Regions from separate parts of the Mus musculus genome. Here region 1 is linked to region 2. The links are chromatin loops, found by intact Hi-C in ENCODE. Cell type or tissue: gastrocnemius. All regions are shown on one strand. Region 1 overlaps Dock9 (dedicator of cytokinesis 9). Region 2 overlaps Slc15a1 (solute carrier family 15 (oligopeptide transporter), member 1).

Region 1 (8,000 bases), 110 kb after region 2:
CTCTGGACAGGTGGGATCTATTGCCTAATAAAACAATAGCCAATATGCTGGCGATAGTCAATTCTTCTAAAACAAGGGGCCAGCTCCATTTTCCATCCATCAATGAAGTTATGAAGATGAATGTTGGCCAGCTTCTAAGGAAAATTCATAGCTCAATTCCTGCAAGCCTCTAGCTACATTCACATCATCCAATTAATATACAGCCTTGATTTATATGTGTTTCTCTTAAAGACACCCAATGGAACATGCTCCGTTGGTCACTCTCATTAAATTCACGCTCACCAGCCCCAGAACAGTGTTCTTCTACCTAGGGACCACAGACATCAAGGAATACTTACTACTGGGGCCTGTCTAAGCAGAACAGCCACCCACCAAAACCCACACCAATGTAGAGAACACAGTATTATCCAAACTATGAAAGAGATGGAAACCTTCTCATAGTACAAGAGCTGAAGAAGGGCAGACTACCACCGGTACTGATTTGGGGTTACGCAGAGGTGAATAGAAAGGATAAACTCTTTTCTGCCTTCTCATCTAGAGTTCCTCTTAGCCCTGAAATGGACACATCAACATGGCTGATCTTCTGACTCCTAGGCTGAGATGGGTCCCAGTTAAAGCTCATATTTCTATCTCCCCCTCTCCTCCTTTAACTTAAAGGGGCGAGATGTAGGCTGCTGTGAACCTAGAGGACACCATATGTGATGGCTCACATTATATCAGTGCAGCACAGTTAATGTCATCTGAGACAGGGGAATCTCAATCAAGGATTCTCCTCCATAAGATCAAGCTGTAGACAAGACTGTAGGACATTTTCTTGGTGATTGATATGGGAGGACCCAGTCTGTTATGGTTGATACCATTCCTGGGCTGGTGGTTCTTGGATCTATAAAAAGCAGGCTAAGCAAGCCATGGGGAGCAAGCCAGTTGGTGGTACCCCTCCATGGCCTCTGCATCAGTATCTGCTTCTCGATTCCTGTCATGACTTCCTTTGATGATAAAATGTGATGTGGAACTGTAAGTAAAATAAACCCTTTGCTCCCCTAGTTTTGCTTTTGGTCACAGTGTTTCAGCACAGCCACAGATATTGGTACCAGGAGGGAGGTATTGCTGTGATAGATCTGACCATGTTGTTTTTGGAAGGATTCTGGAAAGACTTTGGAACTTTGGGCTCAAAAAAAGTGTTTAGAGCTTAGCGAGTTCGTGCAGGAACTAAGAAGATAAACTTGGGGGGCAGTACAGACAAGGGAGGCCTGGCTTGTGACCTTTCAGAGGAAAGCAAAGACTACACTGAGCCACTTGTGTGATATTTTGCACACATCCGTGGCTTCTGGTCAGCTGGGGTTGAAGAATCTGCTGTGATTAACAGGAGACCAGAACCGCTAAAGCAAAACCCTTGCTTCGCTGGGACAAACAAACTCTAAGAAGTGTTTCCTCAGGGTCAGCACACAGAAGCTGTGTTCCAGAGGGGCCAAGGCTGAGTCTCGTGCTGGCAGCTGAACTTGGTAGCCTAAGACTCTCCCAGGTGGTGCTGGCTCTGATGGCATGAAAGGGTCATGGAGAAGAGCTGGCACTTTCCTTGGTTTTCCTATCTGTACTTTTTAAAAAAATTTTTTGAGACAGGATTTTTCTCATTCTACAGTCACCTTGAGATTGCAGCAATCCTCTTGGCTTGCTGCTTGGTGCTGGGACTGCAGGTGCACGTCTTGGCCACCAGGCTTGGCTTCCATTTTGAATTTCTAAAGTCTCTTTATTAGAGTTTTTTCCACTTTTCCAAATGTACAGCCTCTACCCGACAGGATCCTGTTATTGCATCAGTCACGAAGGGGGTGATCTCAAGGTTACAGGAGTCCAGTATAATTCTGGTACCTTTGGGAACTCAGAATCTTCAGCCTAGCAGGTGCAAGCCTAACTTCTTAGCATGCACTGAGAACGAGAACCGGATACTTTGGTATAATCAGTAGTTAGGCACCTGGAAGTCACTCTGTGGTTTCACCAGGAAGGAGAGATGAGCCAAGCACTCCCTGGGTGGGTCTCAGGCCTGCTGCTAAGACAACTGTGCACATTTAGGTAGCTCCCTGACTGTCATATTAGGGCACTGACGGCATTTACTCATATCAACCTGTGAGGATTTAAAGGGCTATGATTTTTATTACTGGGTCACAGGCTTCTTTCCTGTCAGCTCTCATAATTCCTTCCTCTTAGGTAGAAATTGTTCACCTCACAGACTGTTTCCCTTGAGACATCCAAGCAACCATCCTGAAGACCAATATGGCAGTTTCTGTTTTCCTGTCACTGAGAACTGGTTACTTCCTGTTATTTTGAATCTTGACAGTAGGACTTTATGGCCCCGCAGTGTCTCATCCGAACCATTACAGACTTTCATGCTCTATGGACCTTGTTAAAGATTTACCCACTTTATGCTTCAAGGACAGGGTGGCTCAGCCATATTCTGAAAACAGCTGATAAAATGGCCTTTGTTGCACGCTCAGGTCTTACTCAGAGGTAGTGCCACCCATAGGTTTCTCCAAGGGATGTATGCACTTGACCTCAGAGGCTCACAAAAACTACCTCAGTCTGTGACTTGATCAGACGTGCACACGTGAGCTTCATGTCATCCTGCAGGGCAGGGTACTGGAAACTAGACTTTCAAATCCTTAACTGATCCTAGCATTCCTGTGTTCCTTACCTAATTCCAAATAAAGTTTTGAGCTCCAGAGGAGCCTGGCCCCAGGGCTGATGGGCTCAACCAAAGAGAAAGCACGGACATGCCTTCTCTCAAAGAAACCAGTCAAAACAAAAAACCAACCAACCAACCAATCAATCAATCAATCAATCAAAAAATCCAAACTACCATCTGTCCAGGCATTTCATGGTGCAAGAATGGAGTAATCAGTATGGACTTAACAACTTATGTTCCCCCCAGGATAATTAGAAAATTCCACCTACCATGATTAAACCTAATTTAACAGTATTCCTTTTTAAAGATTTATTTCTGTGTGTGTCTTTGTGTATGTGTCTGAGTGTATATACTCATGAGTGCACGCGTGTACAGACACCAGAAGAGGGCATTGGATCCCTTAGAGCTGAGTTACAGGTGGTTGTGAGCTGCCAAGTGTGGGTGCAAGGAATTCAACTCGGGCCCTTACAACTCAGCAGCAAGCGCTCTAGCGCTCTTAATGGCCGAGTTGTCTCTCAGGCCCCACTTTAATTTTTTTTTTTTGGTTTTTCGAGACAGGGTTTCTCTGTATAACCCTGGCTGTCCTGGAACTCACTTTGTCGAATAGGCTGACCTCAAACTCAGAAATCTGCCTGCCTCTGCCTCCTGAGTGCTGGGATTAAAGGCGTGTGCCACCATGCCCAGCTCTTAGCCTTAAATCTTGACAACCATTTGAGACTAGACAATTTACAACAGCAGTTGTTAAACTTTTGCCCTGAAGAGCCTCTTTATATATTTTGTTTGCTTTTACGTTTTTGAGACAAGAGTCTCTCTACTTAGCCACCTGATGAAGCCTGGGTCCTGTGTAAGAGGAGTAAGCGCTCATAACTCCCGAGCCTTCTCTCCAGTTCTCCCTTACACAGCTTATGTTTTACTTAAGACCTCAAAGAACTTTCAATTATTGACAGTTCCTGGAGCCTCCACCTTCTTCCTCGGTCTGTCATGTTTGTTGGTGTATTGAAGGAATCCAGCATCAGACCTGTGCTCAGTCAGGGCCTCACAGACTTCCTCAGAGGACTCAGGAGCACATTTTAAGAAATGGGTCCACAGACTGGTTTATGTCATAGGAGATATTTGTCTGTGGACCCTTCTCACCGGCATAAAAACAATCAGAGCTGTAATGCTGCCCGTCTGCACACACAGTCTCCAAGTAAAGAAATCACAGTTCAAACCATGGAGGCAGACATCAGTATGAAGCCTCTCTCTGCTGTTGTTTTCTCTCCAAATGAACACATAGGTAACTTTACCTTTCTCCTGAAAAGAGAGCAGAACTAAAAGGATCTCTCTTTCACTCCACCCTGGGTTTGTAAGGAGGGAGGGAGACACAAGTACACACGGGTGCACATAGGCGCACACAGGTGCACACAGGTACATACAGTGCACACAGGTATGCACACAGGTATGCACACAGGTAATACAGGTATATACAGGTACACACAGGTGCACACAGGTGTACACAGGTGCCACAAGTGCGTCCCTGCAGCGGAGATTCCCAGAAGAGAGACTGTAGCTAATGCAAGCGGAAAACTGGCATTTGTTCATGTTCCCAGTTTAATATCAAAACCATCTCCTTCTACAGAAGTGGTCACACTGCTGCCCTGTTTTGTGAGGAAGCTTACAGAAAATGCTGGGTTTTTAGTCTCTATGGAGGTGAACTAAGGTGGCCCTGGGCCCCAGCTCTGCATGTCTGCCAGGGAGGAGGTGCCTAGAAGTAGAGACACTGACTAAAATTAAAGGCAGAGTAAGACAGTAATGAAACTCATGATCCACAGAGATCATTGAAAGGAGGGCTGGCTAGGAAGGAAGAGGGAGCAGCCCAGCTTTGCCTGCTGGCTTTCGGCCGTCTAGAGAAGCACCGTAGGCTCAGCCTGGGCAGCGCTAGGGAGAAAGGCTCTGAACTGACACGGTGATGACATAGCCGTTTACTAGGTGATAGGATCAGGTGGGACCACCACTCTGTATGCATCCACCGTGACGGACACGTCGTGAGGTGAGAGGCCGTACTTGAGAGCCTACCTGAGCCGCAGCACTCACCTCGTTGAAATGGACGTCCTGCATGCCGACGTCTTCCATCATGGAAGCCTCTTCATCGATGTTTGGTGTGATAACCCTGAAGGCTGTGCACCCCTGTCTGAACATGCCTAGGCAGGGAGAGAGCAGAGGAGAGAGCACCATCAAGCTGAATGGACTCACGGAGGGAGCACCATCAAGCTGAATGGACTCACGGAGGGAGCACCATCAAGCTGAATGGACTCACGGAGGGAGCACCATCAAGCTGAATGGACTCACGGAGGGAGCACCATCAAGCTGAATGGACTCACGGAGGGAGCACCATCAAGCTGAATGGACTCACGGAGGGAGCACCGTCAAGCTGAATGTGGCTGGGACTCTCGGGTTCCTCCTGCCTGTGTATTTCCACATGGAGTAAACAGCTGATGTGGAAATCTATCCTGTGTGAGCCCAGCATCCACACAGGAGGCTGGGGACCAGCGTGGCCTCTCTCCAGTCATTTTCCCACACTTCACCTCCAGCCTCTCAACTCTTTCATTTTGTTACCCACCTTAATCCATTCAGCCTTCAAAAAAACTATATGCTGAATAATTATGATTGAGTCAAGCTAGTGGCAAATTAACACAGAAATGAAAACCTGATTAGGTGGAAAGATCCTTAGTCGGACACCAGGGAAACCAAAGCCAACCACTGAGACATAAGTGGCTCAAAGACAGTTGCTTCCTCCCAGTAGTCGGGCATCTCACCCATTCAGCAGGGACGACCCACAGACTGGAGCCCTCCCTCCCACCTGATGGACCTCTTCCAGGAACAGGCAGTCAAGCCTGTGAGCTGAGGGGCTGCCTTGGCTGGAGAAGCAAAAAGCAGCAGTTCTGAGCCTCAGAATCTGATACTGTTGGCTACAATGTATCAGCATTGGGGTAACTCCTTGAGATCAAGGTAGGAAATGGGACACCATCTTAAGCCAGCTCAGTTATCAGTGGTGTGACATTAGTGAGAAAGGCCTTGGATTGTTGGGCAGAGACATTTCTGCTAAACATTTGTTCAGGTTTCCAGTCAATCCCGAGTTAGTCATTTCCAGTCAGTCGTGAGTTAGCCAGAATTTCCACCATGGTGCTCACACAGCCTTGCTTTGATCTGATACGGAAAGCAAAGTTCCCACAGAAAAGCTATGATCTAGGAACCTGAGGAGACATTAACACCCCTAAAACAAAGACATGAAATCAACCACTGTGTTTTGGCCAGTGCAACAAGAACCACAAAGCTCAAAGCTCTTTCCTTTCTAGTGCCAGTCACACAGGGGTGGCAGAGAGAGACCCACAGAGCCCAGGTACAGAGGGAGAGACATGCAGACCCTCCCTCGCAGAACTGAAACACGCACACACCGCCACAGCCCTGAAGTGCCACAAGAACAGAGCAGCTGGGGACCCTCGGGAGCTGGGTGACCCTCAGGCTCACCTCCCCAGCTCTTCCTCTGGCAGGTGCTATGGCTGTAGGGGAAGGCAGGTGGTTCCCGCTGGAGTGCTAGGTCAGCTTCTAAACACAAGGAAATGTATCACCTGATAAAATGACTCGGCAGGAAATACTAAGTGATTTCCTCTCACTCCATCTCTGATGTCTGACAGCCCCATTCCACAAAATAGACACTTCATGACCTTGGCACCCGCGACTTGATAATGCTTCTTCTCACTTTGTAAGAGCACACTTCGTGAGCTTGGTCCAGGGACTAGTGTTCTTCGGTACTATGTGTGTAGACTGCCAGCTTCCCTAGACCCAGTACTACAGAACTAAATGTCACCCTGAAGGCTGCACCAGGTAACTGCTTAACCAAGCGGAACCATGAATGAACTCATGGGAGCAAGTGTATGACACACAACTGTGGAGTATCACCATCCTCCTAAGATCCCCTGCTAGCATGGTTGCCTTCTCCTGCAATAAAGTCAACAGGGTTACATTCCAGAAACTCTGTCCAACGACTTCCCCTTAGAACTGTCACTGATCAATAGTTCTGGTGAGAAAATATCCCAAGGGGAAATAAATTCATTTCAACTCATATGAGCTGGTCAGGGGCGGCCAGATGCGAAGCTTATTACGAAGCTAGGACGACATGCCATCCTCTCCATAACACGGGTGCTTTTGCTTTGCCCGGGGGTGGGGGTGGGGCAACTAAATGCTGCAACCAGGGGTAAAAAGCCAACAGTGTGTGCAGTGCCTTGCCTCCCGATCCTCCTGAATGCCCTCTTCTGGGGCCCAAGCGCGTCCTTACCTTTCCGTGTGAGATATTCTGCCACCAAGGCTGTCACGTGGACATAGCACATTGCCGCCTGGAATAAAAGACAACGACAAACAGCTCAGAACACTCGCTCAGAGCCTCATGTCTTCAGGAGGCTTGCTCTCTCCTTAGCTCCTATTAACAGCTGAGCAGCGAGACAGACGACAGGCAACTGCCAGGCTTTCCTCCTATTTACAACTGCTGTATCTTAGCGCAAAAGGCAGAACCTGCGTGCTGAGGGTCACACCACTTTTCTTTTTTTTTTCTTTTTTTTTTAAGATTTATTTATTCTAGACACTGTAGCTGTCTTCAGACACTCCATAGGAGGGCATCAGATCTCGTTACAGATGGTTGTGAGCCACCATGTGGTTGCTGGGATTTGAACTCTGGACCTTCGGAAGAGCAGTCGGTGCTCTTACTCACTGAGCCATCTCACCAGCCCCACGCCACTTTTCTTAAAGCAAGACAGTAAGTACTTAAAGAAAAAGTTTTCTTCCCAGACTCACATTTCAGCTAATAAAATTCCCTTTCAACTTAACTTATTTTTAAACACTGGTTTTTTTTTTTTGTTTGTTTTTTTGTTGTGTGTGTTTGTGAATCTGTTTGAAATTCCACCTGTATACGTGTTCAGGTGCCCGTAGATCTCTGGGTGGCTGTGTGGTGTTCAGTGTGGGTGCTGGGAACCAAACTCAGACCCTCCGGAAGAGCGGTATGCTCTTAACTGCTAGGCTATCTCTCCAGCCCATGTTCTTCCAACTTGAGCACTCAAGGCTGTACTTGTTTGTTTGTTTGTTTGTTTGTTTAAAAAAAACAATTCTAACCAAGAATCTGGGCTGGGGTGAAAGTAATGTGTGTGTTCAGCATGCCTTACCTTCAAGTTCCCCTGCCCACAGAGATCAATACTATAAATGCCCTTTAAAATGAGAAACAAATCACTCCTTTCACTAAGTTACTATCAAAAGTTATTATCAAAATCAAAGGCAAGTGTTGGAACTTAGACCA
Region 2 (8,000 bases):
CCTGAAGCACGGACTTCATGTTAGACGGAGCCTGTGGAAGCAATGCAGAATGCATTACAACCTGGATTCCCACTTCAAGCCAGGAGAATGCCACCCACCCACCCACCCACCAGCTCACTTTGCTGAGCACCCCTGAAGTGCAGGTTAGAGGTCAGCTTTGGTTGGGTTTAGTCAGGAATTGCACTCCCATAGGCCAGCACTTGGGAGGTTGAGGCACAAAGATACTTGAGGACACCCTCAGCTCCTTAGCTTGGCCCTGCTCTCAGTTTAAATATGCGGATAAGTCCATAGAGAGCAGAGGTCTCTCTCTCTGATGGTTGATATACGGAGGACGGAACGCTCTTGATGAGACAGGGAGCATTCCTGAGGCAGAGGCCCCCCTCTCTCCACATACTTACAGTGTTACCTTAGTAACACAGGCAGATCTACCCGTGCATGGATTTTGCCTCACAAGTTTCTTGGCAGAGGCATGCTCTCCCCAAAGGAAGACTACTGTGTGTGCTCCTCTGTAGCATCCCTGCTGTGACCCCCATATTCCTTCCTCAAGTTCTTCCCTGCCCAACACAGCACTGCCTTTGTCAGACAGTGTGGTCCTCACAGAAGGAGATAACCAGCCTGTGCTAACTACTACAGATGCTGAAAAAGAACATGGCCAGGATGCAATGGTTTTAGCTTGCTTCCTTCCTTCCTTTCTTTCTTTCTTTCTTTCTTTCTTTCTTTCTTTCTTTCTTTCTTTCTTTCTCTCTCTCTCTCTCTCTCTCTCTCTCTCTCTCTCTCTCTCTCTCTCTCTCTTTCTTTCTTTCTTTCTTCAAACATTTTAGACATTAAAGCTCTAGTTGGAGTACCAATAAAATTTGTCTAATTAACCTAATAAACTTACAAGCAAAAACAAAACCAAAAACCAAACCAAAATGTTTTTTTTCTGAAGTAGGGTGTTACATGTCCCAGCTGACCTCAGATTCACTATGTAGCCAAGGATGACCTTGAACTGGTTTTCCTGCCTTGACCTCCCCAGTGCAGGGGTCACAGGAGTTCATCACCACACCTGGTTCATACAGTGCTGGGGATTGAACCCATGGCCTGGTGCAAGCTAAACCAGTACTGTCAACTGAGCTGTATCTCTAGCCTTAAAAATAGGGTGTTACACTTGTTCTTAGCAGTAGATCTGATTGAATGATGTCACTGGGAGTCAAAGAGAGATGCCTACTGGACCTTACATATAACTGGAACACAGTCAAGTACTTAGAGGCCTAGATACTGCCTTTGGGATATTATAAAATACAGACTCTGCAGCTATGACCCTGGCAGCAGACCTTGGTGTGCTGAACCTTTAGACTCTAGTCTTGTACCTAGTCTAGTGTGATTCTATATATCTATATATCTTTATCTATAGAGGTAGTAGGTATATAGATATCTGCTATCTATTTATATCTATATAGATACTATACATCTATATATAGATAGCTACTATCTATACTATCTATATAGATATACAAGATTGACAGTGTAATATATATATATGTGTGTGTGTGTGTATACATATATTTTATATATATATATATATATATATATATATATATATGCTATATTCCCACTGAGTAGAGACCTTATTAATCTCATAGTCCTTGATCTGTGGAAGATACCTGTGGTTATTTGAATGAGAAATGTTCTAGGTAAGATTGGGCATTGGTGTACACTTTTTTTTTTTTTTTTTTTTTTGGTTTTTTGAGACAGGGTTTCTCTGTGTAGCCCTGGCTGTCCTGGAACTCACTCTGTAGACCAGGCTGGCCTCAAACTCAGAAATTCTCCTGCCTCTGCCTCCCAAGTGCTGGGATTAAAGGTGTGCTCCACCACGCCCGGCCTGCATTGGTACACTTAGCCTTGCTGGAGGAAGCATGTCCCTGGAGGTGGGCTCTTAGAGTTTAAAACCTTGAGCCACTCCCAGCTCACTCTCTCTGCTTTGTGCCTGTGGTCCAGGATGTGCACTCCCAGCCTCTGCTCTGGCCACCACACCTGCCTATTGCTTATCTCACTGCCATGATGGACTCTGGTCAGAACCATAAGCCAGAGTAAACTTTTATTTGTATCAGCTGCTTTTGGCCTTGGTTTCTTATCACAGCAGGAGAAAGTATCCATGATGCTTAGAAGAAGAAGAAAAAAAACATAAACAAGCCATAAGTGGTGGTGCATGCCTACTATTCTAGTGCTGAGACAGGAAGATGGTGAGTTGGAGGCCTGCATGGGCTACGTACTAAGATCCTGTCTTATAGAATGAACAAAACAAAAGGACCTCTAAGCATACACATATCCCAGATTCAAATCATGGCCATCAGGGAGGAAGGAACAAGAAACTAGAAACCTGGGAATAAGAGAACTCCAGTCCTGTGACAGAGAAGACCACCTCGCCGCAGGTGAGAAGGAAGTACTGTGGGATCTGCAGAGCCATGTTCACAGTGTTGGGTGGGATGTCTTCAAATTCCTTCACTTCCAGGCAGCCATCACTCTGGACCATCAAAGCACCCAGCAGGCCGTCGAGAGAGACGCAGAGATACACTTTAGAATAACAACCGTTCATATGGACACACTGAGCTGACCTTCTAAGGCTAAACAGGTGATCTACGTAGTCGCTGCCCATTTTAAACGTAACTGCTTGGTGCTGGGAGCTTGCCAGCTAAAACCCTGGTCGTCACTCAGTCCTGAAGTCACACGACCCAGAGGGAGGCATCAAATGCTGGCCAACAGGAACTAAGCCTGCTGAGAGATCCGGTGAGATGGCTCAGCAGAGAAAGGCGCTTGCCACCAAGTCTGACAACCTGAGTTTGATCCCTGAGACTCACACAGTGGAAAGAGAGAGCAATCTCCTATAGGTTGTTCTCTGAATCCCACCCCGCTACACACACACACACACACACACGCACACACGCACACACGCACACACGCACACACGCACACACGCACACACGCACACACGCACACACACACACACACACACGCACGCACATGCACAAACACACACATACACTAAAACAAAGAATTAGCGGTGGGGGCTGGTGAGATGGCTCAGCGGTTAAGAGCACTGACTGCTCTTCCGGAGGTCCTGAGTTCAAATCCCAGCAACCACATGGTGGCTCACAACCATAATGAGATCTGAAGGCAGCTACAGTGTACTTATGTATAATAAATAAATAAAATCTTAAAAAAAAAAAAGAATTAGCGGTGAGTTGGGTTAGTTCTAAGACCATCTACAGATCCTAATTCCTCTAGCTAACCATGAGCTCGCCTTGCATGACTGAGGATTCAGGGAGGTTGAACAGGCTGGGGTGGGGTGAGCTACTAACCGCCCTTCGGATCACGTAGGTATACGCGCTGCCAAAGTCAAGGTTGGAAGATTTAAAATCAGTTAGACAGGTTGGTGCCACCGCCGTGGTGTTTATTGTGTACTGCTTTCTATTAAAAAAAGAAGAAGAAGAAGAACAGGGGTTATGGTTCTTGGTGTTAAAATCTCCATTTTTTTTCTTAAGAAAAAGATGAGATGGGCTTGGATTTGGGAGCAAGTTGCCCAGTAAAGGTACTCACTCGCCAGAAGGGAAGAACTGGTAGCCGCTGGCGTTGTGACTGGTGACATTTTCATATACTTTCCCACTCATTTTGATGGTGACCATCTCGTTAAGGGTGTTGACAAACCTGGAACAAAAAGCCATCTGTCTTTAACCAAATCATGGAATAGTTTATCCTAGCTCACGCATGCACACGGGAGATTCTTAGGGTCTAGAGGCAAAATTAGCTACCTTACAGTTGTTCCTGTCCACCCACTCATGAGGCACGCCCTTAAAATAATTTATCTACGAGAATTTATCCATGCCGAGAGCTCAGAAGTGCTGCCTAGTCTCCTGGTATTTAGGGGAATCCACTAGGTAGTCATAGAAACAGATACTGACTGATTTCAAAGTACAAAGTACTTACAAAGCTTCCCTTGGGAAGAGAGAACCTGCCATTTTGGTTACCTCCAAGAGCTTGGGGCAGAGAATGGATATAAGATCTGAGAGAAAGAAGCTAGCTAACCCAGTGAGAAGAGACTGTCCTGAGTCACTGCCCTTCGATGGGGGAGAGCTGTGTGGCTCTGGAGTGGTGCCCGTCAGCATCTGCTGGAATGCAGAGAGGAATGGGTACCGGAAAGGCCTTGGCCCTCATCCCAAGGCTTCTAGCCTTGGCAAGTCCCCTTGCTTAATCCTCAGGAGGAGGTAAGTGAGCTGCCTGTCTTCCTAGTACTATACAGAACGTCATGGAACAGATGGCACAGGTGTTTCCTTACATGCTCTGTGATGTAGAAGACCCTGAAGTTCTTATACTGCTCTAAGGATGAACATGTTGCTGCCCTAAGGGAGATCAGCTGTTTGTATTGCCCACCAAATAGGTAGGTGACAGATTATATCAGATTGTCCAATACGTAGAACAAGAAGCAATAATGATGAACAGCTAAGTACTATAAAGAAAACTCTATCTCTAAAACACAGGGCCAGTTTTACCAGCTCCATAGTGTTGCAGATTGGTTCTAATGCTATTTGTGTTAATTTGGCTCTCAAAATCACACCGGAATCTGCACTAAGACACTGAGAGTCCCTGCCCCCAGTTGGCTCTAATTGGTAAATAAAGTTGTCATTGGCCAATGGCTGGGCAGGGAGTTGGAGGCAGGACATTAGATTTCCTGGGCAAGGGACCATGAGAAGAAGGTTTTAGAATCACCATGCCAAGAAAGAAATAGGATGCAGGCATGAGAGCTGTGTAAGACAGAGAAACAGCCTTGTCAGAGTTGGGGAAGTGCAGCTCCAGGGGCCACTCCAATGATTGACGGGGTCTGGGGGAGCAGAGATGAAATATAGATTTTAGTAAGCAATAATTCAGGAATATTGGAGGGTAGTCACTAGCAACATGAAGGTTTGGAAGTGCCCAGTAATTGCTGTTTAAGGCATTTTAAAATAGAAGGTTGTGTGTGTGTGTGTGTGTGTGTGTGGTGTGTCTTTCTGGAATCCAGAGCACTTTGGCTGGCGGGAGGGGAGAAGGTGTGTGCATCTGCTAGGGAGTTCATAGTGGATTAACATATTACTGTTTCATCATGCACATATTAATTGATAGAATGGTCTATATACACACAAATAATTTTTAAAGGACACCATATCAACATTTAATTTAGTTAATTGGGTGTGTGCGTGTGTGTGCGTGTGTGTGTGTGTGTGTGTGTGTGTGTGTGTGTGTGTGCATGCAGGTGCCCTCAGAGGCCAGAAGAGGGCATCAGATGCCTTGGAACTGGAGTTAGGAGGCTGAGTTGCTTGACTTGGGTTCTAGGAACCTCACTGAGGTCTTCAGCCGGAGTCGGTACGCAGTCTTAACTCTTGAGCTGGCTTTTTAGCCCCATGGGTACTATATTCATATATAGTGGATGTAGATTCAACATATTTTTACCGAATTTGATTTAAAAAAAAAAGGACCACTTCCATGGAGAAACTACATACATGCAAAGAAATAGGTAAAAATACAGACTACAGTCATTAAAAACAACAACAACAACAACTAAGAATAACCTAAATTTCCTTGAATAGAGATGGGTAGAAAAATTATGGTGTATCTATACATAAGAAGACTTCAGTGTAGTCAAGGGAACAGACAGGAGTTGCAGATGTAAATTTAGTCAAATATAGATCGGACACATGCTATATAATGTGATTTATAGCATTATTACAGAACAACATATGCCTGCCACAATTCACTTTTATATTATTCTCTTTAAAAGCATGCTAAGAAGCACACTGTCTATGGAGATGTAACAAATAGTGACACACAGTGCTAAAATGCAGTGGAAAACAAGGTTAAATTATCAACCGATTTTAAAAAGATATTTATTTATTTTTGTTTTTCCAAGACAGGGTTTCTCTGTGTAGCCCCGACTGTCCTGGAACTCACTCTGTAGACCAGGCTGGCCTCGAACTCAAGAGATCGGCCTGCCACTGCCTCCCAAGTGCTGGGATTAAAGGTATGTGCCACCACCATCTGACCTTACTTTATTATTTTATCTATGTGTGTGTGCCTGTGTGTGTGCATGGCACACATGTGTGGATGTTGGCAGCCACCTGCTGTGGGTTTTGGGACTGGGCTCAGCACCTTCACCGGGGCAGGAAGTGCGCTTGACAATGGCTGAGCTGTCTCTTCAGTCCCTCAACCTATTTTTGATTAAAGGCTTGCCTATTTAAAAGAGAAAGATGACAAGCTAGCGCTGGACATGGTGGCTCACACCTTTAATCCCAGCACTTGGGAGGCAGAGGCAGGCGAATTTCTGAGTTCGAGTCCAGCCTGGTCTACAGAGTGAGTTCCAGGACAACCAGGGCTACACAGAGAAACCCTGTCTTAAAAAAAAAAAAAAAAGACAAGCTAGCAATTTAACCCTTTCAATTGACTGATAGTGTAATACAAAGGGTTATTTGCTTGGAATTTTGTATGTCCTTCCTTTAATTTACACCTTCGTCAGAAAGTCTGATTTTGTGGAGGCTTTGAAGTCTGCTCATCAGTCTCTCTTTCAAGAACTTCCTCTTTAGTGTTGTCTTCAGGCACTAGGGAAATAATTGAATCCTTTGGCTCTGTCATTGGATTTGGTGTTGCTAGTCAATAGAAAAGCAATTCTGACCTGCCTATTTCCATATTCACGGTGGGAGGGGTCAACATGTCCCCAATGCCACTCATCTCTTTCCTCAATATTCTATCAAAGATTTTTAGGGGGTGAAGCGATAACTCAGTCAGTAGAACCCCTCCCTTAAAAGCAGGAGCACCCCGGTTCAATCTTTAGCACACTTTTAACCTTAAAGCATTGGGGGCAGAGACAGACGTAACCCCAGGGGGCTCACTGGTCAGCTCTCCTGATGAGCACATCCCAGGTGCCATGAGCTGCTCTGTCTTAGGAAACAGCGTGGATCTCTGAAGAACAGCACGTGAGAGTTGACTTCTGGGAGCTACACGCATGCACAACGCACGTGCATGCACACGCACACACACACACACACACACACACACACACACACACACACACAGCTTTTAAACACTAGTGAGATTTCTCAACAGTTAAAGTTGGATGTTGCTAAGCCTGATGACTTGAGTTTGATCCCTGGAGCCCATGGGTGAGAGGAGAGAGGTGACTCCTCTAAGTTGCATGCCCACACACATACAAATACACACATGCTAAATAAATAATTAGCTTTTCAAAGTTTGGCAGGCAAATTGGCTTAGTAGTGAAAGGTACCTGCTGCCAAGTCTAATGTCCATGAGTACCTACCTGTGTAAGATGAAATCAGTTCCTGAAACTGTCTTCTGACCTCCACACTCACACATAACACACACACACACAAACAAATAGCCTAAATACCATGACTTTCCAGCATTGGGGAATATTTATAAAGAAATGAAAATATTGTTCTGAGAACAAAATGAAACCCCAGAGATGCTTCTATTTCAGTGTCAAATACAAGGCACAAGGGGTGTGTGTGTGTGTGTCTGTGTGTGTGTGTCTGTGTGTGTGTGTAGTGCATGCACATGTCTTGTACAGGACAAGACGGGCAATTACTAATATCCAAAAGAAGTACTATGGACTGAGCTGTACCCTTGAAACTCACCATGACACCTCAAAACGAGGCTTTCTTTGGAGAAAAGGCCTCAGGAAGGAAAAGAAGCTGTTGGGTGGGGGTGGGGGTGGGGGTGGGGGTGGGGGTGGGGGCGGGGGCGGGGGTGGGGGTGGGGGCGGGGGTGGGGGTGGGGGACTTAACCTGACATGACTGATTGGTGTCCTTACATGAAGAGATTAGGATGCAGACACACAGAGAGTAAAAGATGGCTATCAACAATCAACCAAGGAGGAAGGCCTCCAGAAGAGACCAGTCTTCAGGGGACCTTGATCTTGGACCTCCAGCCAGAGGAACTAGGAGGTCATAAATTCCTGTTTAACAGCATCACCAGGCCAT

Evidence for each region. Peaks named below come from ENCODE experiments on the same cell type or tissue, not always from the same donor. Only the 100,000 strongest peaks of a DNase experiment are listed, where the experiment ranks them.
Region 1: a loop joins it to region 2, with 10 times the contacts of the local background. A loop is called at or near these places in 25 of 42 quality-filtered maps.

The regions. Positions count from the first base shown.
Region 1 is chr14:121,571,163-121,579,162 of GRCm38, forward strand. Dock9 (dedicator of cytokinesis 9) reads right to left here. Exons shown (of 54, transcript NM_001081039.1): 44 at 6,993-7,050; 45 at 6,185-6,262; 46 at 4,751-4,857. Among named protein-coding and RNA genes, the nearest start is that of Slc15a1, 70 kb to the left of the region's middle. In gastrocnemius, no CTCF peak of the experiment used is centred here; no DNase peak of the experiment used is centred here.
Region 2 is chr14:121,462,544-121,470,543 of GRCm38, forward strand. It overlaps Slc15a1 (solute carrier family 15 (oligopeptide transporter), member 1), which reads right to left. Exons shown (of 23, transcript NM_053079.2): 19 at 3,577-3,684; 20 at 3,339-3,447; 21 at 2,360-2,503; 22 at 1-31. Among named protein-coding and RNA genes, the nearest start is that of Gm33299, 9.7 kb to the left of the region's middle. In gastrocnemius, no CTCF peak of the experiment used is centred here; a DNase peak (open chromatin) is centred at 4,179.